Regions from separate parts of the Homo sapiens genome. Here regions 1 and 2 are each linked to region 3. Evidence: read pairs that join two places in POLR2A ChIA-PET (ENCODE). Cell type or tissue: K562. All regions are shown on one strand. Each heading gives the region's core, and the rest is flanking DNA. Links, peaks and the distances in the headings are about the cores only.

Region 1 (7,681 bases), core at 1,471-5,470, 220 kb before region 3:
AAGGAATGAACTTCTGATACATATTACAATGTGGATGAGCCAGACCCCAGGAAGTACAAACTGTGACCCCATTTATATGAAATCAAGTAACACAAAACGAATCTATGGTGACAAAAATCAGAAGTGGTTTTCTGGAGACAGGGAAGGAGAATTGACCTGAAAGGGGCACGAGGGAACTTTTCTTAGGTGATAAGAATGTCCTGTCTTTAGGGTCGTGATTATACTGGTGTAGACAATTGCCAAAAGTCATCAAACTTAGCACCTAAGACCTATGCTTTTTAATAGAGACAGGGTCTCACAATGTTTGGCCAGGCTGGTCTCAAACTCCTGGGCTCAAGCGATCCTCCTGCCTTGGCCTCCCAAAGTACTGGGATTATAGGCATGACCCACCACACCTGGCCTGACTGGTGCATTTTCTTGTATGTTAACTATACCTCAATTTTTAAAAATGTTTTTCGTTTTGAGATGGTGTTTCGCTCTTGTTGCCCAGGCTGGAGTGCAATGACGCAATCTCAGCTCACTGCAACCTCCACCTCCCAGTTTCAAGTGATTCTCCTGCCTCAGCCTCCCAAGTAGCTGGGATTACAGGCATGCGCCACCATGCCCGACTAATTTTGTATTTTCAGTAGAGACAGGGTTTCATCATGTTGGTCAGGCTGGTCTCAAACTCCTGACCTCAGGTGATCCACCTGCCTCGGCATCCCAAAGTGCTGGGATTACAGGCATGAGCGACTGTGCCCAGCCTAAAAATGTAGACAGGATCTTGAGTTGTGCACATAGCTACAACTGTACAAGTATGCTTGGGTGTGTTGAGGGATAGGAACAGTGCTGGCACACTAACTTAATAGTACTCTGTGGGAAACTTGAATTAGAGCTTGATCATAAACAGCTGACTTCAACCCAACCTACGGGCTTTCTTATAAAGCTTTGCCTGTCCCACTGATGGGCAGTACTATTGCATAAAAATGCAAATTTCCCATTCACAGATGTTTTTAAGTAGAAACTAGATGTCCATCTGTTAACAGCAGAAGATGGCAGGTTGACAGAGCAAAGATTTTTTTTTTTTTTTTTTTTTTTTTTGAGACAGTCTCGCTGTTACCCAAGCTGGAGTGCAGTGGTACAATCAAGGCTCACATAGCCTTGACCTCCTAGGCTAAGGTAATCCTCCCACCCCTCAACTTCCCAAGTAGCTGGGACCACCACTGTGCACCACCACACTCGGCTAAATGTTTTCTGTTTGTTTTTTTGATTGATAGAGATACGGTCTCACTACGTTGCCCAGGCTAGTGAGAGCAAAGATTCTTAAACTGGGGTTCACCAATGAACTTCAGGAGGGTCCAAGGACCAAGTGAACTGATATGCAGAAAGTGCACACATGTAAACATGTGCATTATTTTCAGAAGGTCCTTAGCCTCCAAGTTCTCCAGGATTTCTTTTAAAGAACTTCAAACCTAGATAAACTGAGACTGGTAACCCTTGGTTCAGCTCATAAAATTTAATACACATACCCAGAGTCATGTCAAATGAAGATCTTTGGACAACAATAGCCTGTGTATACTATGGTGGTCCCATAAGATTATAATACCATATTTTTACTGCACCTTTTCTATGTTTAGATACGTTTAGATACACAAATACTTACCATTGTGTTACAGTTGCCTACAGTATTCAGTACAGTAAAATGCTATACAGGTTTCTAGCCTAAGAGCCATAGGCCATACTATGGAGCTTCAGGACTGTGTAAGTACACTCTAGGATGCTCACACACCAACAAAATCACCTAACATTGCATCTCAGAAGGTATCCCCATCGTTAAGTGGTACATAACTGTATATAAATGTATATACATGTATATAAATACACACACACAAATTACACGTATCATTTCTCATCTTTTTCAACTCCTGATCCTGTGAAAGTTGTCGGACTTCCCAATAAGAAGAGGGAGCAGGAAGCTTGACTTTTAATTTTTCTCTGCTTTGTTGAAATAATACTGCTTTTTAATAAACCCAAAGAAAATCTCTAGCTTTGTCATTGTTAGCTTCCTTTTTCCACAAGTAAAGATGTTCCCATAAATAAATATATAAATATATATATTTGTATATTTATGTATTTATATATATATGAATTTACATATTTATATATAAATACATAAATATATACATAAATACATTAAAGAGGACCTTTCATAATGCTTATGGTTGTTTCCTCACTTCCTTATAGCATCTTTTTTTTACTTTGTTGAAGCTCTTCCTCCAGAGTATACCTGGAAATCTTTCATTTGCTCTTTTTGTCTCTTTAAATTCATTTTCAGCTCTTTACCTGAGACATTAGTAACATTGTTTTCATCCTGTCAATCTTCATCATCACTTATTGATAGCACTGATACACCCAAAGGAGAAAGTAAATACCACTTTAATACCAGCAGCTTTAAGACTCAGAACCATCTATTTCAGTCCCTGCCACCACCTTCCCTGTCCACCCTCCACTACCCCCTACACAGATACCTTTTTTCTGCCAGGAAAAAATGTCTGAATGGTCAAGAATTGTAAACCTATATTTCAACAGATGAAAAAAGTATCAACCTAATTACTACCTCTTAAGTAAGAACTTGCAACCATTTCTGACCTTTGATATTCCAGAATAGCTGATTGCTTTTCTTTGGCATTTTCACTTTGCTAAGAGGAGAATGCTAGTTAAGGGATAGAGCAGAATAGCTCTAACGACAAGAGCTGCCACCAGTTACCCTTCCTTGTGCGGCACTTAGAATCCTTTTAAATAAACACTGAGGGTTAGTCTAAAGAATATTAGCTTAAAGGGGTGACAAATAATTAACTGGTCCACAGTACCTCAGTCTGATCTTGTTTCTACTTCTTAGTTTCTGAAAATATAAATTGTTCGTCCAGGTAAAATGAAAACCTCAAAGTCTCCCTCTCACCATTTGCTTCTAATAAATATGACCAATTTTTAATTATTGATTGAAGTAGACTTATTCTCCATTACAGAAGTTTTCTTCCTTGAAAGAGGACATACGTCATCTCCTGGCTTCCTTCTGTCTCCTCATTCATTCTTCCCCTGGGAGGGACTTGCCTAATTAAGGAGTTAAGTAAGAACATACTTACCATAGATTATGGACACAGGTTGACATATCCCGCTGTCACCTGGGCCTCTTCAGCATCGGCCTGCCTTGAGAGGGCACCACTGCTCTTGGCCTGCACTAAGCTTAATGGGAAAGTCCCTGCCCCATTAGTCTGGGACGGAGCAGCTTGTCAATACATTCTGGGGTACAGAACAGTGGTACAGAGCAGCTGGTCAATCACATTCTGGGTTTCAGCCTTAGAAAGCTCATTTTCCACAGATAAAAGGAAGCCACATTCTCCAATATCCATTTTACTAGTATTAAAGGTAATACTTTGGCCATCATATGCCTTTTTTTTTTTTTTTTAACTTCTCAGTTGGTTTAGATTTCAGTAGGGAAGAGGGGTTCTCTTGGTTGGGTCCTCTCAAACCCCAAAAGGATATAGTATTCTTTCCTACAGACATCATTTTGAATCACATTAGAAGCTCATATGGGAGATGTTTAAAAATCGGCTGTATTTTTCTCTCATCATATATATTTCACAGATGCAAAGTATAAAAACAAAAATCTTTTAATTTCTAAACCAACAACACTCTTCTTTCAATGAATCTTTTTTGTTATTGTTTAGCGGGTGAGTGGGTAAGATGCAGTGGATAACTCAAAAGACAGAGTAAGTGTCTCTCCTGAAAATCTCTTACTGATGACCTATGGATTTTTTATGAAACCTCCCCCAAATGCAACAGAATGCTTAAGATCTAAGGTTTAAGGATTCAATTGATGGTTATCAACCAGATCATAATTTGTTCTGTTAACCTCAGCCTACTGAATGAATAAAACACACCACAAGATTGGAAGCTTTTTAAAATATAATTTAAAACTATTTTGTACCAGTACAATATATTAATTTTACAAATGTAAAATTTTTATCAGCTGTTAAAGCATTTGCAAAAACCACACATTCTACTTCAGCTTTATTGCACAATATCTATAAGAAAATATTAATTTTTAAATTAGAAAACATAAAAATGCTTTCAATATAGAAGAGACAATCTGATTTTAAAGACAATACTCTATAAGAATGTCTACTCAGAAAATAACAAACTTTCACAGGATACCAGCTGGACAGATGCTTCAGCAGATCCGGTACAAAGCACTGTTTAAAACCAGTCCAAGATACTTAATCCAAACTGTATCATGATTCTTCATTAGAAATCTAGACACCACTCATGGTGGTTTCTTACACTTTAAAAAGTTGAGGCATTTTCAGTGTGAGCATTCTGAATATCTCTTACATATCAAAAACAATACTTCCAACTCAATAGCCATTTGCAGGGTTCTTTTTCCTTCATGCAGATTATCACTGGCAACTGTTTTTAATGACTATTCATGACCATTTTATTTATGCTGATAGAAAACATCAAGTTAAATACGCTTTTAAAACTTTGTCCTTTACAAAAATCAGTGTATAAATTTGCATCATAAAAATTAGTGTTGAGACCATCAAGATGGCCTTCATTTATATGGTTGTATATTAGTTGGTTTTCCCAGAGTTGGGAATGGCAGATGTCTCACTTTTCTATGTAGTGTAATCAGGAAATAAATCCAAGCACTAAACTGGAATCCCAAGACAGATTAATAAGGTTGCATGATGGATTTTAGGGGGTTATGACCCTGGACGCATATACTAATGTGGGTGTTAAAATACTGACAGCAAACCCTGGTGGGAATTTAATTTACCTCAGACAATAAACATTATCTGGAGAGACATAAAGGAAAATGTTCATTTGCATATTATCAGCGTGGCTGTGTGTATCATAGAAAAGAAAAAGAACCTTTATTAGAACGAGGATTCACCAGATTGATACATATATAGACCATACATCTTTTCCTATTAAAGCATGTTGATTCAATCTCATGTGTTTTCAAGTTTATGCCTTTGTGGGCAGGGAAATTATCTTTTGGAACTTATGGCCTGCATAAGCAAAGTCAAATATGATATTACACATTTGTGTAGAGAAAATAATTATTAAAATAGTGGTTATGTACTAACAAGTTTGTTGTAAGTAGACAGAATTATCAAAAACCTAGATGCTTATTTTAAAAGTTTGCATTATTTAGAATTTCTTCCTTAGGAACCAAAGCAGTTGCTTTCCTGGAACTGCATTTTTCAGAACTGCTCAAAGCACCTCATCTAGATGAGTGTTTTAAAAAATATATATAAAAAGTCTATAAAGAGACTTCAAACATCACATATTTCACCTCTTACAGGCTTTTTTAAAATCATGTATCCCTTCCTTAAAGTCCTTCAGAATAAAATAAAAGTAAACTCTCACATTCCATTAGAAAAAAATGGAAACATTCATTCATGGTCTGAAAATGTTATGGATTTCCCCAAATTTTGCTACTGTGTGCAATTTCCTCACACACAGGTTTTGAGGAAACCCCTAATCATCTATCATGAAATAGCTAATGGACATGCCATAGAAAATTTACCTTAATAGTAGTAAATAGATTAAAATCTATTCCATAAAATAAAAATGTCCTATGACTTCAATTTAAATACATATCTGAAAAGCTAAAAGGAGGTTTTTTGTTTTTTCAAAAGTGCTAATTATTACATTTACAAGTCTCTTCAATACATCATGTCCAATTCTTTGTAAAAAACTAAACCACCTTGCTTTAGGCACACTGCTTGGTGAGTTTCTAAGAAGCAGAGGGGAAAAAAAATCACTTGTCAATTAATCCAGCTTCCTTAATTTTACTGAAGAAGAATTTCTCCAGGATATTGGCACATTTGTAGTATTCACTCTCAGGGGGGTTGTACTCTTTGCAATTGGTAAAGACTCGCTGTAAGTCTGCCATGAATAATTTCTTAGACACGTAGTACCTATTCTTGAGGCGTTCACTCATGGTTTTCAGATCTGCACAGGAAAAAAAAATATTAGCAATCTTTGACTCCCTTTAAACACCAGCTGACAAAACTGGGACTGGGAAAGGAATCTATGTTGTTGGTTTGATTACATTTTTATCATCCCAATGCTTTTATTTAAGAGAAATTCTTATGACCAAGGAAAACAGTTCTTAAATCTTAAGTTCATTCTTTTGTGGGTTTTTTAAAAATGTAAAATCACAGCCATTTTAGCATTAAAGGGACCATTATTAGTCATCTGGTTCAATCCCCTATTCAGCACAAGGAAGCTAAGTAGATTAGCAACAATAAGTATGATGAACTGACTACTGTTAGCTATTCAGTCAGAATTATACAGAAGAGGCTCTATCTATATGGAGTAGAGCAGGTGGAACGTTTGTATTCAATCATTTAATTACTTAAAACAATCAGACTGCATTTGTTTCACTAAACTCACAGTTGTTTTGGTGTCATATAGAGAAACTGATAATAAATACATCTGTGAACACACCAGTGCCCTTGCATGTAAAATGATTCAAATGAATTTGCTTCAAGCTCCATCAATGAAATAAGAATAACAAACTTCATTTAATAATCTATTTTCTAAAGCAAGTAAGCCTTGTGAGACTATTGCAAAGAATATTTCCCAATATAGCTACTTGCTTTAAATTGTAGTATTTTACAGGTGAAAACAGTACTCCATCTAAACTGATAAAACTAAAGTAGGGTTTCTTCAATCCTCACTGTCAGGACTAATTTAAGGAATTCTATGCAGATTAGAATAGACGCTAACATTTGTCTATTTATGGTTCCCTGGTTGTCTTGAAGTCTGGCTTTATTGTTAAAAGCTATAATTGTATTAACTATGTGTGGAAAAATAAGTCAAATGGGAAAAAAAAAACCCCACTTCTGACTACCAATATCCCAAATTATAAGTATGTTATAAAATTTCCAGGGGGAAAGAAACCTATAACCAAATACATTGGGATCATCATTTAATAAGGTAAGTAAATGTACGTACAATATCCCCAAATGGGAAGGAATTCATTTGCATCAATATCCTAAATCCACCACAAAAGCATCAAAGAAGAAATGGAAAAAAGCTGCTTCTGCCTATCTCTTGAATAAAGCCTATCTTGGTTAGAGTGTATGTCATCACATCTGTAAATTCAACTTTCAACTTTTCTTTCTTCTCTAAAACAGTTTGGAGAGAGATAAAAATCTAAAAGCGCTAAGAAACACAAAGACTCATCAAATCTCACACTAAATGTCCCATCCAAGTGTGACTGAACAGATCAAAATGTTCTCTCATTTAAAGAAGAAAAAAACAATGAAATTGGCCCTAAGTAAAAGTAGATGTTTACATTCCTTTCACTTTTCCACCTAAATGTCTACCACTTAAGATATGCTGCCCAATATAATATGTATAATGTTTTAAAAGGAAGAAACATGTACCCCCCAAAAAGGGGGAGGGGGAGTAAAAGGATGACACGACACAAAGAAGTTTGTCCAAAAGCTTTTCGAACTTTTTTAGGAGATGGGTAAGAAAAGATGGAGAGAGCCTAAAATGCAGCAGAAACAAAGCAAGAATTATGGCGGTGTCTGGACTTTTCTGAATAACTATAACCAATTCTGAATACTTCCTTTCTATTCTAAAGCTATAGATAGCATTCTTCTTCCTCTGGCCTTCGTAG
Region 2 (7,681 bases), core at 1,471-5,470, 86 kb before region 3:
GCTGGGCATGTTGGTGGGCATCTGTAATCCCAGCTACTCGGGAGGCTGAGGCGGGAGAATTGCTTGAACCCGGGAGGCGGACATTGCAGTGAGCCGAGATTGCACCACTGCACCACAGCCTAGGCAACAGAGCGAGACTCTGTCTCAAAAAAAAAAAAGAAGAGCTAACGGTTTTGGAGAACCTACTGCATGTTAGGTACTGTGATAACCCCTTTTTGCAAAACACGCTATGTAATCCTACCAGGATAGAAAAAGCTGTTCTCATTTTACAGATGAGGAACCTGAGGCTCAGAGAAGTTAGATTATTTTCACCAGAGTCTATTCTGCACTTAACACTTTGGTTTTCAGCCAATAACAATTGTGGCTACCATCTATTTACTTTTTATTTATTTAATTAATTAATTTTTTGAGACAAAGCTTTGCTTTGTCACTCAGGCTGGAATGCAGTGGCACAATTACAGCTCACTGCAGTCTCGACTTCCCCGGCTCAAGTGATCCTCCCACTTAAGCTGCCCGAGTGGCTTAGACTACAGGCATGCACCACCATGCCCTGCTAATTTTTTTTTTTTTTTTTTTGAGACACAGTCTCACTCTGTTGCCCAGGCTGGAGTGCAGTGGTGTGATCTCAGCTCACTGCTACCTCCACCTCCTGGGTTCAAGCGATTCTCCTGCCTCCGCCCTCGTGTAGCTGGGATTACAGGTGCTCCACTATGCCCGGCTAACTTTTTTGGTACTTTTAGTAGAGACAGGGTTTCACCATGTAGGCCAGGCTGGCCTCGAACTCCTGACCTCAAATGATCCACCCACCTTGGTCTCCCAAAGTTTTTGGATTACAGGTATGAGCCACTGCACCCAGCCCCAGCTAATTTTTTAAAAAAAATTTTGTATAGACAGGGGTCTCACTATGTTGCTCAGGCTGATCTTAAACTTCTGGGCTCAAGCAGTCCTCCCACCTTAGCCTTCCAAAGTGCTGAGATTACAGGCGTGCCCAACTTTTTAAATTTAAATTTTTTTTTTTGTTTTTTCATTCACATGATGAGTATTGCAAAATGGCTAACATTTATTGAGAGCCAACTAAGGGCCTGAACATGGGTTGTAACTAATTTAATCTTCACAACAACCCTGTATTTGGAAGCATTTAGTGGTTTTATTTGCAATAAAGCACCTTCAGCTGCAGCACCTACAATTCTATGTGATAGAAACAAATGTAGTAATAGATGCAGGGTCTCTCCCCCATCTCCTGATTTGAAAGCAGAGGGGAAAATGGGCTCTCTTCTGTCACCCTGCTGAGAATCCTATGCTCTGTGCAGAAGAGGGTATTTTCTATTCCAGAGCAGCACTCTTCAATACATTTTCCTGTGATAAAGGGAATGTTCTCTATTTGCATTATTCAATATGGTAGCTACTGGCCATGTGTGAGTGTGCAAAATGTGGTTGATAAGACTGATAAGCTAAAATTCTAAATAGTTTGAATTTAAATAGCCACCTATTATGGGGCTAATAGCTACCATGTTGGAGAGCACAGTTCTAAGGGAGATGACTGCTTGGTGGCCAAATTCTCAGCAGAGTCCACTCTGGCTTCTCTTACCTCTTCTATTGGCCAGCTTCTGAGGCACGTATCTTCAGACTAAGACCTCACTGCTAAGAACTGAGGATGAGGGAAAAATATGGGAATCTTTCTTACTCCCTCTATTAAAAACTAAATATTTAAGAGCTCAAATGATTACTCTATTTGTTTATTAATTTATTTAATAAATATTTATGAAACTTTTACTATATAGCAGGCATATTTACTACGAATCTATGAATTGGCTCTGGGATTAAAAAGGCAAGCAGGATGGGAATGAAGAGACAGACATTGCTTAAATAATCAAACAAATACACCATTACAAACTTGAATCAGCCGGGTATGGTGGCTCATGCCTGTAATCCCAGCACTTTGGGAGGCTGAGGCAGCAAATCACTTGAGATCGGGAGTTCAGACCAGCCTGACCAACATGAAGAAACCCCGTCTCTACTAAAAATACAAAATTAGCTGGACGTGGTGGCTCATGCCTGTAATCCCAGCTACTCGGGAGGCTGAGGCGGGAGAATCACTTGAACCTGGGAAGTGGAGGTTGTGGTGAGCCAAGATCGAGCCATTGCACTCCAGCCTGGGCAACAAGAGCAAAACTCTGTCTCAAAAAAAAAAAAAAAAAGTCTAGACTCGGTGGCTAACACCTGTAATCCCAGCACTTTGGGAGACCGAGGTGAGTGGATCACCTGAGGTCAGAAGTTCGAGACCAGCCTGACCAACATGGAGAAACCCCGTCTCTACTAAAAATACAAAATTAGCCAGGCGTGGTGGCACGTGCCTGTAATCCCAGCTACTCAGGAGGCTAAGGCAGGAGAATCGCTTAAACCTGGGAGGTGGAGGTTGCAGTGAGCTGAGATCGTGCCATTGCACTCTGGCCTGGGCAACAGAGCAAGACTCCGTCTCACATAAGTAAGTAAGTAAGTAAGTAAGTAAGTAAATAAATAAATAAATAAATAAATAAATAAATAAATAAATAAAATAAAATAAAAAACTTGAATCAATGCAAAGCATAAGGAGTTCTGGAGGCATTTGACAAAGTGTGGAGGATTCCTGTGAAGCATCAGGAAACATTTTTCTGATGATGCTAAAGTTCAGCTTGTGGAAATGAGGTTTTAATTGAGGAATGAGTTAGAATTAACTGAGTGCCAGTGGAGAGAAAAGCCTTTGAGCAGAGAGAATAGCATGTACAGGCCTGAGGTGGGCAGAGTGTGGATTATGTTTGAGGAATGTTAATGAATGGGAAAGTGGGGAGAGATTAGGCTGAAGAGTCAGGCTTTGGCCAGGCCCTACAGAACCTTTCTCATCATATTAGGACTTTTGACCTTTATTCCAGAAACAGTGGAAAGCTACTGAAAGGTTTTAAGCAGAAGAGTGATATGGTTAGAAAATAAACTTAAAAAAAAAAAAAAAAGCAAAACTTGGCTTTTACAAGGGCCTCATTGTTCCCTGTTCCTTCCTTCCTTCCTCCTTCAGCAAGCAGGCAGGTGACTTCCCCCAGACACAGGGCTGCAGCTGGCCCCAGAAGCAGTTCCTCAGAACAGATTAGAAGTGCTTGGTCCTGGGCCCAGGGGATGAATGGAGCTAAGCTATGTTCTCTCCTCTAATACTCTGTGTGTTCTCTCTGTGTGTTTCTGCCATTAAATAAATACTGGGGGTATTTATAAGAACTGTCAGCAAACCACCCACTCCTTCTCTGCCACAGGCCCAGAAGCCCTCAAACAGTAACAGCCTGTACCAGAATCTCCACGATATCCAAAGAGACAGCTCCGAAAGGAATACTAAATATAACTTTCTTCCACACAGGCTGGTGCCTGCTGCCTTGACTTTTACAATCATAGTTGTGGAACATGTAAGAAACTTGAATTCAACGGGCAGTTTTAAGCCAAACAAGGGCTGCCTACTGGAGAGATTGGCTGTGAATATTTTCTAATCTGACCACCTTCCCATTAAGCCATATGTATTTGATTGTCCTGAAGTTGGGAGGATGACAAGCCAAAGAATTTATTCCAGTGGGAGTAAGGCAAGAATGGAAGAGGGAGAACCAGATATTAAGATTTGTGAATGTATTTGAAGTTCAACGCTTTCAAATAATGTGAAAGAAACATCTAAGCAAATGTATCACTGATTGTCCTCTTCTTCCAAAATGAATTGATTTTTACAGCCACTTTGGAAGACAGTTTGGCAGTTTCTGACAAACTGTTTGCAGGTCAACACACCTGGGCTCTGCCATTTATTGCAGCAAAGTTAACTCACTTTCTAGAGCTTTAGGGTCCTTGTCTGTAAAGTAGATTATTAGTGCCTGTGTGCAGGGTTGTTGTATGGTTGAGAGACAATGTGGGTGGAATGCTTAGAAAGAGCCCAGCACATGGTCAGCACTGATAATGTTATTATCTAGTAGTGCATCTGTGTGTCTGTCTTCCCCATGACAGGCACTGAGCTCATCAAGCACAGAGACCTGCTGTTGGCCTTTATGTCTAGTGCCTACCCCTGCAGGTGCTCAATATATAAAATAATTAATTGAAATAACCATCTTAAAATAAAGGAATTCTTCTCTTGCATTGTTATCTTTCCCAAGATAGTGGTCTATCTTCTAATTTCCTACAACATTCACTGTTTATTTGTATGTGTTTCAGATATGAATTAGGGGGAAAAAATTACTAGATGCACTTCCAGAAAGATATTTTCTCAGAATGCCCTGCTTACACACACACACACCACACTTTAATTAATACATTTTACTTTTGAGTAGTTTTAGGTTTACAAAAAAATTGAGCAGAAAGTACAGACACTTCCAATATACACTTCACTGCCTCCCACCACTTCTTTCCCTTATTATTAACATCTTGCATTAGCGTGGTACATTTGTTATAGTTGATGAGCCAATATTGATATATCATTATAAACTAAAGTCCATAGTTGACATTAAAGTTCACTTTTTGTGTTGTACATTCTATAGGTTTTGACAAATGTGTCACAAGTATTCACCATTACATTATCATACAGAATAGTTTTACAGCCCTAAAAATCTCCTGTTCTCCACCTATTCATCCCTTCTTCTCCTGAACCCCTGGAAACCACTGATCATTTTACTGTCTCCATAGTATTGTCTTTTACAGAATGTCATATAATTAGAATTATATAGTATGTAGCTGTTTCCAGTTGGCTTGCTTTCTCTTCCTACCTTTCTTTCTTTCTTTCTTTCTTTCTTTCTTTCTTTCTTTCTTTCTTTCTTTCTTTCTTTCTTTCCTTCCTTCCTTCTCCTTCCTTCCTTCCTTCCTTTTTTTTCAGGGTCTCACTCTATCACCCAGGCTGGAATGCAGTGGCACACTCTTGCTTCACTGCAACCTCCGCCTCCCAGGCTTCAGTGATCCTCCCACCTCAGCCTCCCAAGTAGCTGGGACTATAGGCCCGCACCACCACACCCAGCTAATTTTTGTATTTTTAGTAGAGACAGGGTTTCGTCATGTTGGCCAGACTGGTCTCGAACTCCAGACCTCAGGTGACCCACCTGCCTCAGCCTCCCAAAGTGCTGGGATTACAGGCGTGAGCCACCATGCCTGGCCTCAGTTGGCTTCCTTCACTTACTGATAGTGATATGCATTTAAGATTCATCCTTGTCTTTTGGGGGCTTGACAACTCATTTCTTTTTTATTTTATTTTATTTTTTTTGAGACGGAGTCTTGATCTGTTGCCAGGCTGGAATGCAGTGGCGCGATCTCAGCTCATTGCAACCTCCACCTCCTGGGTTCAAGCAATTCTCCTACCTCTCAGCCTCCCAAGTGGTTGGGATTACAGGCACGCACCACCACGCCCAGCTAATTTTTGTATTTTTAGTAGAGACGGGGTTACACCATGCTAGTCAGGCGGGTCTCAAACTCCTGACCTCAAGTGATCCACCTGCCTCGGCCTCCCAAAGTGCTGGGATTACAGGCCTGAGCCACCGTACCTGCTTATTTTTATTTTTATTTATTTATTTTTTATCACTGAGCAATGTGTATGGATGTACCATAGTTTGTCTGTTTACCTACTGAAGGATGTCTTGGCTGCTTCCAAGTTTGGCAATTATGAATAAAGCTGCTATAAACACTTATGTGTAGGTTTTTGTGTGAACATAAATTTTCAACTCATTTGGATAAATACCAAGAAGTAACATTGCTAGATCATATGGTTACACTATGTATAGTTTTGTAAAAAACTGCCAAACTGTCTTTCAAAGTAGCCATACCATTTTGCATTCACACCAGTAATGAATGAGAGTTCCTGTTGCTCCACATCCTCACTAGCCTTTGCTGTAGCTAGTGTTTTGGATTGGCCATTCTAGTTAGCTGTGTAGTGGTATCTCGTTGTTTTAGTTTGCAATTCTCTAGTGACATACATTATTAACATCATTGCATATACTTATTTGCCATCTGTGTATCTTCTTTAGTGTAGTGTCTATCCAGATTGTATGCCCATTTTAAAATTGAGTTGTGTTTTTTATTGAGTTTTAACAGTTCTTTGCATATTTTGAATACAAGTCCTGTATCAGATGTATGTTTTATAAAATATTTTCTCCTAGTCTGTGGCTTGTCTTTTCATTTTCTTTTTTTTTTTTTTTTTTTTCCTGAGGCAGCGTCTCACTCTGTCGCCCAGGCTGGAGTGCAGTGGTGCAGTCATGGCTCACTGCAGCCTTGACCTCCCAGGCTCAAGCTATCTTCCCAAGATCAGCCTTTTGAGAAGCTGAGACAACAGGTATACATCACCATGCAAGGCTAATTTTTGTAGAGATGGGGGGTCTCACTATGTTCCCCAGACTGGTCTTGAACTTCTGGCCTCAAGCCATCCTCCTGCCTTGGACTCCCAAAATGCTGGGATTACAGATGTGAGCCACCATACCTGGCCTATCGATTTTTCTTCCGTGGATCATGTCAGCATTTTCTTCATCATGGAATTCCTAGTGCTAAAAACAGTGCCTGGCAAATAGTACATCCTCAATAAAGTGTTGTTGCATGAATCTGAAAAATTCAAAATTTACTTATTCACAGACAGAGAATTCTACTACAGGGTGTTTATCTAATAGATACATGTGCAAATTTTGTTGTTGTTGTTGCAGCATTGTTTGTAAAAGACAAATGCTGTTAACAGACTAAATGTCCATCAATAAAGTATTAGATAACTTTTTGTATACTCATATTGCTAAGTAAAAAAGCAAATTACAGAATAGTCTCAGTTGGATGCCATAGCACACACTGGTAGTCCCAGTTACTCAGGAGACTGAGGTGGGAAGATTGCTTGAGCCAAGGAGTTTGAAGCCAGCCTGGGCAACATAGCAAAACCCCATCTCAATTTAAAAAATAAGTTTTTATTTTTTTAAAACAGTTTCTATAGTTTGAGTATATGTGAAATATAAGAAACCTGCTTTCTGACCCATATTGGAATGTTTCATGTCTTCCAGTGAGTCTATCTTTGGGTGATGGATTGAGGAAGGAGGGAAAGAACACTTTCACATCAGAGCCTAACTTATTTGCTTAGTTTTTTTCCACTTTAATAAGAAGCAAGTAAAATTTTATGATTTTTTTCCTTTTAAATTGGTTTATTTATTTATTTATTTTATTTTTTTGAAACGGAGTTTCTCTCTTGTTGCCCAGGCTGGAGTGCAAAGGCACAATCTTGACTCACCGCAACCTCTGCCTCCTGGGCTCAAGAGATTCTCCTGCCTCAGCCTCCCGAGTAGCTGGAATTACAGGCATGTGCCACCATGCCTGGCTAATTTTTTTTTTTTTTTAGTAGAGATGGGGTTTCTCCATGTTGGTCAGGCTGGTCTCAAACTCCCGACCTCAGGTAATCTGCTCAGCTCAGCCTCCCAAAGTGCTGGGATTACAGGCATGAGCCACCGCGCCTGGCCTAAATTGGTTTATTTTTAAGATTAAAATGTGTAGGCCGGGCGCGGTGACCTGTGCCTATAATCCCACCACTTTTGGAGGCCAAGGCACGTGGATCACCTGAGGTCGGGAGTTCCAGATAAGCCTGACCAACATAGTGAAACCATGTCTCTACTAAAAAAAAAAAAAAAAAAAAATTAGCCAGGCATGGTGGTGGGGGCTTGTAATCCCAGCTACTTGGGAG
Region 3 (7,681 bases), core at 1,712-5,711:
TCAAGACACCAAACTAGACAAGTCACAGATTCATGATATTTTCCTGGATGGTGGTTCTACTTTTATCCCCAGGATTCAGAAGCTTCTCCAAGACTTTTTCAATGGAAAAGAACTGAATAAGAGCATCAGCCCTAATGAAGCTGTTGCTTATGGTGCAGCTGTCCAAGCAGCCATTCTGTCTGGCAACAAATCTGAAAATGCTCAAGATTTGTTGCTCTTGTATGTCATTCTTCCTTCCCATGGTATTGAAACCGATGGTGTAGTCATGACTGTTCTCATTAAGCATAATACTACCATTCCTTCCAAGCAGACAGACCTTCACTACCTACTCTGACAGGCAGCCTGATGTGCTTATTCAGGTTTATGAAGGTGAGCATGTCATGACCAAGGATAGCAACCTGCTTGGCAAGTTTCAACTCACAGGCATACCTTTGGCACTCCAAGGTGTTCCTCACATTGAAGTCACATTTGATATTGATGCCAATGGCATCTTCAGTGTCTCTGCTGTGCACAAGAGTACAGGAAAAAGAACAAGATTACTGTCACTAATGACAAGGGCCATTTTAGCAAGAAAGACATTAAATGTGTGGTCCAGGAGGCTGAATAGTACAAAGCTGAAGATGAGAAGCAGAGACAGGTGTCATCAAAGAATTCCCTTGAATCCTATGAATTCAACATGGAAGCAACTGTTGAAGATGAGAAACTTCAAGGCAAGATTCACGATGAAGACAAACAGAAGATTCTTGTCAGGCGTAATGAAATTATTAACTGGATAGATAAGAATCAGGCTGTTGAGAAGGAAGAATTTGAACATCAGCAGAAAGAGCTGGAGAGAGTCTGCAATCCCATCATTACAAAGCTCTAGCAGAGTGCAGGAGGAATGCCTAGGGGATTCACTGTTGGTGGATCTCCTCCCTCTGATGGTGCTTTCTCAGGGCCCAACACTGAATAAGCCAGCCCAAGTACAGATGTAGCATTGTTCCACACACTTAAAACACTGAAGGACCCAAATATGTAGCAAATTCTGTGGCAGTTTTTTTTCTTTTTTGATCAGTCAATGTAGTTTAATTTTTCCCAGTCAAAATTTGCCTAAAAAGGCCTGTAATCTCATAAAAAAAGAAGTACATAGAAAGTAAGCCTTTAAAGGAATTGGACAGATCATTCCAAACTGGGGCAGGAAATTGAGTAGTCTTCATGAGGAAGGTGGTGTTTGAGAGATGTCGGAAGATGGCTGAGTCAATAGGGGCAGTGGGCCTTAAACTCCTGTAGAGGAGATACAATCAAATCTATAACACTAAGTTGTTGGAGGGTGCCAGAGTGTCATCCATGCCAGTTCAATATCAATTGTTCGGTTTTACAGTGGTTTATCAAAGCCTTTTTTAGATCAGACCCTGTGCATTCTATTAGAAGGCTTGCTCTTCAAGGAGCATCTAGTTTAGTACACAGACATGGAAACCCACATAGATCATAGTAGGATAAATACTGTTACAAATAAGTTTGAGGTGCTATGGGAGCATGAAAGAGGGAGACCCATGGGCGGGTGCGGTGGTTCACGCCTGTAATCCCAGCACTCTGGGAGGTCGAGGCGGGCGGATCACGAGGTCAGGAGATAGAGACCATCCTGGCTAACACGGTGAAACCCCATCGCTACTAAAAATACAAAAAATTAGCCGGGTGTGGTGGCGGGCGCCTGTAGTCCCAGCTACTCTAGAGGCTGAGGCGGGAGAATGGCGTGAACCCGGGAGGCGGAGCTTGCAGTGAGCCAAGATCGCGCCACTGCACTCCAGCCTGGGCGCGACAGAGTGAGACTCCATCCCAAAAAAAAAAAAAAAAAAAAAAAAAAAAAAGGAGACCCAACCCAGTTTGAGTGGCAAGACGTGCTACTGGGAAGAAGTAATCCCTGGGTTGAGTCTTGAAGAGCATTTACCAGGCAAGGAGGGCAGAGGATGAGTTGGAATAAAGCATTCCAAGCAAGGGGGACAACAGGGGCAAAAGCAGAAAGTCATAAAGTAGGCTGGGCATGTTGACTCGTGCATGTAATCCAGCACTTTGGGAGGCCAAGGCAGGTGGATCACCTGAGGTCAGGAGTTTGAGACCAGCCTGACCAACATGGTGAAACCCTGTCTCTACTGAAAGTACAAAAATTAGCTGGGCATGGTGGCGGGTGCCTGTAGTTTCAGCTACAAGGGAGGCTGAGGCAGGAGAATCGCTTGAGCCCTGGAGACAGAGGTTGCAGTGAGCCAAGATTGTGCCACTGCACTGCAGCCTGGGTGACAGAGTGAGACTCCTTCTCAAAAACAAAACAAAAGCAAACCAGAAAGTCATAAAATAGCCCAGTGTGCGAGTGGAACTACACGCCCTGGGTTGAGCTGTAGTACAGGCCGCAGTAAGGTGGCAAGCGTCAGGGATAAAGCTGAAGAGGTTGGCAGAGACTGGATCACGGAGGTCCAATTTTTGCTTCTGAAGGTTCTCTCTGGCGATCCTTGGGGTGAGGAGAGACTGCAGTGGGCTAACATGAAGGCCAGTGTAAAGGTGATTGCAAGATTCCAGTTAAGATGTAATGAGGTCTAAATCAAGTCTGTGACTGTGAAGATACCAGAGATGTTGACCCACATCTCTTATTTTTTTCCTAACATTTTATGATGAACATTTTCAAACATTCAGAAAATCAAAGTAATTGTACTGTGAACACCCATATATCTACCACCCAGATTCTACAATTAGCATTTTACTACACTTGGCTTTATCACATATGTCCAGCCATGTATCAACACTTTATGCATTTCAAAATTATGAGCATGTGTACACATTCCTTTAAACATTTCATCATGCATGCCATTTACTAGAGTTCAATATGTGAACCTTTTTAAAGTTCAAATATCCATAAAATGAAGTAAATGCAAGCGTCTTAAGAGTATAATTTCATGTTTTGACAAATGTATATACCTGTGTAATCCACATCCCTATTGAGATACGGAACACTACCGTAATCTCAGAAAGTTGCCACATGTCCTTTCCCAGTCAATCACAGCCCTTTCTCCTTTCAGAGTTGGCCTTGAGTTTGGAATGTGTGAAAATAGACATTCCAGGTGAAGGGAACCTAGGTGGCTCCCTCTCCAGCAAAGGCATGGAGGCAGGTAACTAGGGAAGAACACATAAATGTTAGTAAACAAGTTCGGATGGATGCCCTTCAGTCTTCCACCTCTCTCACTACTAAGCCCCGTCTTTTTGGGTCAAAGCATAAAACATTGAAGTAGAGAGGAGTTGAGTCAAGGGACTGTCAGGCCGCAGGAGCTAACAGTCTTCAGGGGAGGAGGAGACAGAAGCACTGACAGTCACAATTTAGTGTAACAAATGTTGAATGTTATCTTGTACCAGGGTCAGGGCTATAACCAAGGGAAGGGCAGAAAGTTAGGTAAAATACCACAAATATGCCACAAGCGTTTGTTGTATGTGTGTATGTCTGAGAGAGAGAAGTGATAAGGTGAGTGACTCAGACTCTTGGTACTGGAGGAGCTCAAAGGAAAAGAGAGAAGAGTATTTACCAGCCATGAAAAGTTTTCTGGAGGTAAAGTCTTAAGGGATGTTGACTGTTAAGTGTGGTAGACATAAAGATGTTTCAGTTACAGATAACAGAAAATGTGAGTCAAGCAGGGACATTGGCCCATGTGACTGGTAAGTCTAGAGTTATGTGAGTTTTAGGTACAGTTTGATCAGAGCTTTGGTCCTGATGATCTCGGTGCTCTCCTATTTTGTGTGTGTTAGCTTTGTCTTCAGAATACTTCTTCATGGTCACAATATGACTGTCTGTAGCAGTTTAAAAATTGAGCTGCTATAGTAAATTCTTGGGCATTCTCAATACTTGAGTATGGAACATGTGCATGTGGAAGGAAATAACATTGCACTTTATAAACACTGTATTGCAAATGGAAAATGCAATGTCTTAAATAAAACTATTTAAATTTGGCACCATAAAAAAAGAACTAAGGAGAAGAATATTTATATTAACCTTCTAGAAAGTTGTAGAAAATAGTTTTTTGTGTTTTTTTTTGAGACAGTCTTATTCTGTTATCCAGGCTGGAGTGCAGTGGTGCGATCTCGGCTCACTGCAACCTCTGCCTCCCCGGTTCAAGTGATTCTCCTGCCTCAGCCTCCCGAGTAGCTGAGATTACAAGTGAGCATCACAATGCCCAGTTAATTTTTGTATTTTTAGTAGAGATGGGGTTTCGTCATGTTGGCCAGGCTGGTCTCGAACTCAAGTGATCCTCCTGCCTCAGCCTCCCTAGTATATCCTTCTCACTTTTTATTTATTTATTTATTTATTTATTTATTTATTTATTTATTATTTTGAGATGGAGTTTGGCTCTTGTCATCCAGGCTGGAGTGCAATGGCGCAATCTTGGCTCACTGCAACCTCCACCTCCTGGGTTCAAGCGATTCTCCTTCCTCAGCCTCCCTAGTAGCTGGGATTACAAGTGCTGGCCACCATGTCCAGCTCATTTTTGTATTTTTAGTAGAAAGAGGGTTTCACCATGTTGGTCAGGCTGGTCTCGAACTCCTGACCTCAAATGATCCACCCGCCTAGGCCTCCCACAGTGCTGGGATTACAGGTATGAGCCACTGCGCCTGGCCTTATTTTTTATTTTTATTTTTTGAGACAGGATCTCACTGTATCACCCAGGCTAGAGTGTAGTGGCATGATCATATCTCACTACAGCCTTCAATTCCTGGGCTCAAGTGATCCTCCCACCTCAGCCTCCTGAGTAGCTAGGACTATAGGCATGTACCACTACACCTGGCTGATTTTTGAAATTTTTTGTAGGGATAGGTCTCACTGTGTTACCCATGCATGTCTTGAACTCCTGGACTTTTTTTTTTTTCAGTCTGTCGCCCAGGCTGGCATGCAATGGTGCAATGATGGCTCACTGCCGCATAGACCTCCTGGGCTCAAGTGATCCTCCCACTTCAGCCTCTCAGATAGCTGAGACTACAGATGTGAGCCACCACGCTGGGCTAATTGAATTCTTGGCGTTAAGCAATTCTTCTGCCTTGGCTTCCCGAAGTGTTGAGATTACAGGTGAGTGACTATGTCCAGACCCCTACACACTTTTAAAAAAATATTTTTGGATTTTAAGGGGTTTTTGTAGAGTTCTGGAATCCTGTAAATTCTTTTCAAATTCTGTTTTGCTTTTTTTTTTTTTTTTTTTTTGAGATGGAGTCTCACTCTGTCGCCAGGCTGGAGTGCAGTGGTGTGATCTCGGCTTACTGCAACCTCCGCCTCCCAGGTTCAAGCGATTCTTCTACCTCAGCCTCCCAAGTAGCTGGGACTACAGGCGCCTGCCATCAGGCCCAGCTAATTTTTGTATTTTAAGTAGAAACGGGGTTTCACCATGTTGGCCAGGATGGTCTCGAACTCCTGACCTCGTGATCCACCCGCCTCTACCTCCCAAAGTGCCGGGATTACAGGCATGAGCCACTGCGCCCGGCCATTTTTGGTTTTTTATTTTTAAATGGAATCTCACTCTGTTGTTCAGGCTTGAGTGTCGTGGCACCATCAAGGCTCACTGCAACCTCTGCCTCCGGGTTTAAATGATTCTCTTGCCTCAGCCTCCTGAGTAGCTGGGATTACAGGCGCTGGACACCATGCCCAGCTAATTTTTATATTTTTAGTAGAGACAGGGTTTCGCGATGTTGGCCAGGCTGGTCTCAAACTCCTGACCTCAAGTGATCTGCCTGCCTCGGCCTCCCAAAGTGCTGGGATTAAAGGTGTGAGCCACTGTGCCCAGCCTAATTCAGTTCAAATTCCAAGCTAGGGGTTTCATATCCTATATGTGTAGAACATGACAAATATTTACCAAATATACTTTCATTAAAATCTGAAAGGTGAAACCTCAATTTAAAAAAAAATCTCCTACTTAAAAACAATGAAGTTTTAGTTTGCCACATTATCTTTAAAATACAATATGCCTTATTGTGTAGCATATCTCAAACTTTAAAATATTTAGTTTAGGCCAGGAGCAGTGGCTCACGCCTGTAATCCGACACTTTGGAAGGCCGAGGCGGTGGATCACTTGAGGTCAGGTGTTTGAGACCAGCCTGGCCAACATGGTGAAACCCCGTTTCTACTCAAGATACAAAAATTAGCCTAGCATGGTGGCGCATGCCTGTAATCCCAGCTACCCGGAAGGCTGAGGCAGGAGAATCGCTTGGACCCAGGAGGCGGAGTTTGCAGTGAGCCCAGATTGTGCCACTGCACTCCAGCCTGGGCGACAAAGGGAGACTCCATCTCAAAAAAAAAAAAAATTACTTTAAATGTGATTTAAAGCCTAGTTGTTAAAGTGTAAGTGTTCTCAAGGACTTTAAGATGTCTTTATGCCACAGTTGTCAAATATAATATTTCTAGAATTTAAAGTCATTTTTTAGCACTAAAATAACTACATGCAGGGCGGAGGTACTTGGACAAGGAAGGACCTAAAAAAAGTGTTCATCACCAGAAAGTTTATTTGTTCATCATCACCAACATTAAGAGGCCAATGGCCAGGAAGAAGCCAATTGTTGAAACCATTCTAAAACGACTGTGTTGCTTGGGAAACCAGAGAAGTTGGTGAACATTTGATGCGCCGAAAGCCACATCACTCAAATTTTCTCGCCCTCCAAATCTAGCAAAGAAAAAGAGAGAGGAAGCAGGGATAGAGGGGAAGAGGGGGAGGGAGGGGAGAGAGGGAGAAAGGAGAGAGGAAAGGCAAGAGAGAGAGACACACAGAGAGGGAGAGAGAGGGAGAGGGCAAAGGAGAGGAGAGGGAGAGAGAGGAGAGAGAAGGGGGGGCAGAGAGAAACAGAGGAGAGAGAAGAGGGGAGAGAGAGAGACAGAGGAGAGAGAAGAGGGGAGAGAGAGAGAGATTGAGAGAGAGAGAGAGAAGAATGAGAGATGGGCAGGGATCTGTCCAAGCAGGACTTGAGCGCCAAGCCCCGCCCCTGTTTCCCAGGTAACCTGATAAACAGACTCCATCTTTTCCTCTGTGAACTCGGCTAGGTGTTAAGAGGCAGGCAGGAAGCAATGGACAGGGAGTCCGAGTGAGGTTGTGCTCTTTCCTGAGAGAGGGGTTCCGCAAGGGATTGGAGGCGTCTTTGTAGCCAGGTACAGCTTTCCCCTTAGAGATGAGCGCTCTTGGAGAAATGAGAATGGGGAGAAATCGTCCATGAACATGGAGATTGGACATCCCCACGAAGGAAAGGATGATTTAGGAGACAAGAGGGTCATCATGGGAACAAAATTTCCCATGGAGTTGGGGATCAGAGTAGGATTAGGAAAAGAAGATTCCCGATGCGGGGAGAGCCCTGTGGTTAGTAATAAGTGTGAGGGAAGGATGGCACCACCAGAAACAAAATTTCCATTGAGCAAGGGGCTTGAAATGGGATTAGAAAGACAGAATATTTCTAGGACTGTCATGCAGAGGGGTAGTTTAGGAGTCGACAGTGTCTCAGCTTCACAGGGAACAAAACCTTCTCTGTTGCCAGGAAGAATGGGGTTAGAAAATGAGAGTCTTCTTGCAGGATATACCCATGAACGGATAATACAGCCTCCTTTGGGCAGGGTGTGTGGAAGTTCACAGGCTGCAGGGAGCAGGAGAGCTCCTTTGGCTAGTGGCCCTGAAGGGGTAGAGGAATTAGTGGGAAAGCC

What was found. Peaks named below come from ENCODE experiments on the same cell type or tissue, not always from the same donor. Only the 100,000 strongest peaks of a DNase experiment are listed, where the experiment ranks them.
Region 1: POLR2A ChIA-PET joins it to region 3 with 5 read pairs; 2 of 35 experiments call an interaction of 5 or more read pairs at or near these places.
Region 2: POLR2A ChIA-PET joins it to region 3 with 5 read pairs; 7 of 35 experiments call an interaction of 5 or more read pairs at or near these places.

Annotation. Positions count from the first base shown.
Region 1 is chr3:20,150,651-20,158,331 of GRCh38, reverse strand. KAT2B (lysine acetyltransferase 2B) reads right to left here. Exons shown (of 18, transcript NM_003884.5): 18 at 3,928-6,000. The coding sequence ends at 5,807. Among named protein-coding and RNA genes, the nearest start is that of MIR3135A, 17 kb to the right of the region's middle. RefSeq lists a silencer at 3,187-3,236. In K562, for the core only: a CTCF peak has its summit at 3,175 (motif pointing right); no DNase peak of the experiment used is centred there.
Region 2 is chr3:20,019,361-20,027,041 of GRCh38, reverse strand. No RefSeq gene overlaps it. Among named protein-coding and RNA genes, the nearest start is that of PP2D1, 11 kb to the right of the region's middle. RefSeq lists a cis regulatory region at 3,735-4,182. In K562, for the core only: no CTCF peak of the experiment used is centred there; DNase peaks (open chromatin) are centred at 3,081 and 3,961.
Region 3 is chr3:19,933,537-19,941,217 of GRCh38, reverse strand. EFHB (EF-hand domain family member B) reads left to right here and starts at 7,001. Exons shown (of 13, transcript NM_144715.4): 1 at 7,001-7,681. The coding sequence starts at 7,200. It also overlaps the pseudogene HSPA8P18. In K562, for the core only: no CTCF peak of the experiment used is centred there; a DNase peak (open chromatin) is centred at 3,427.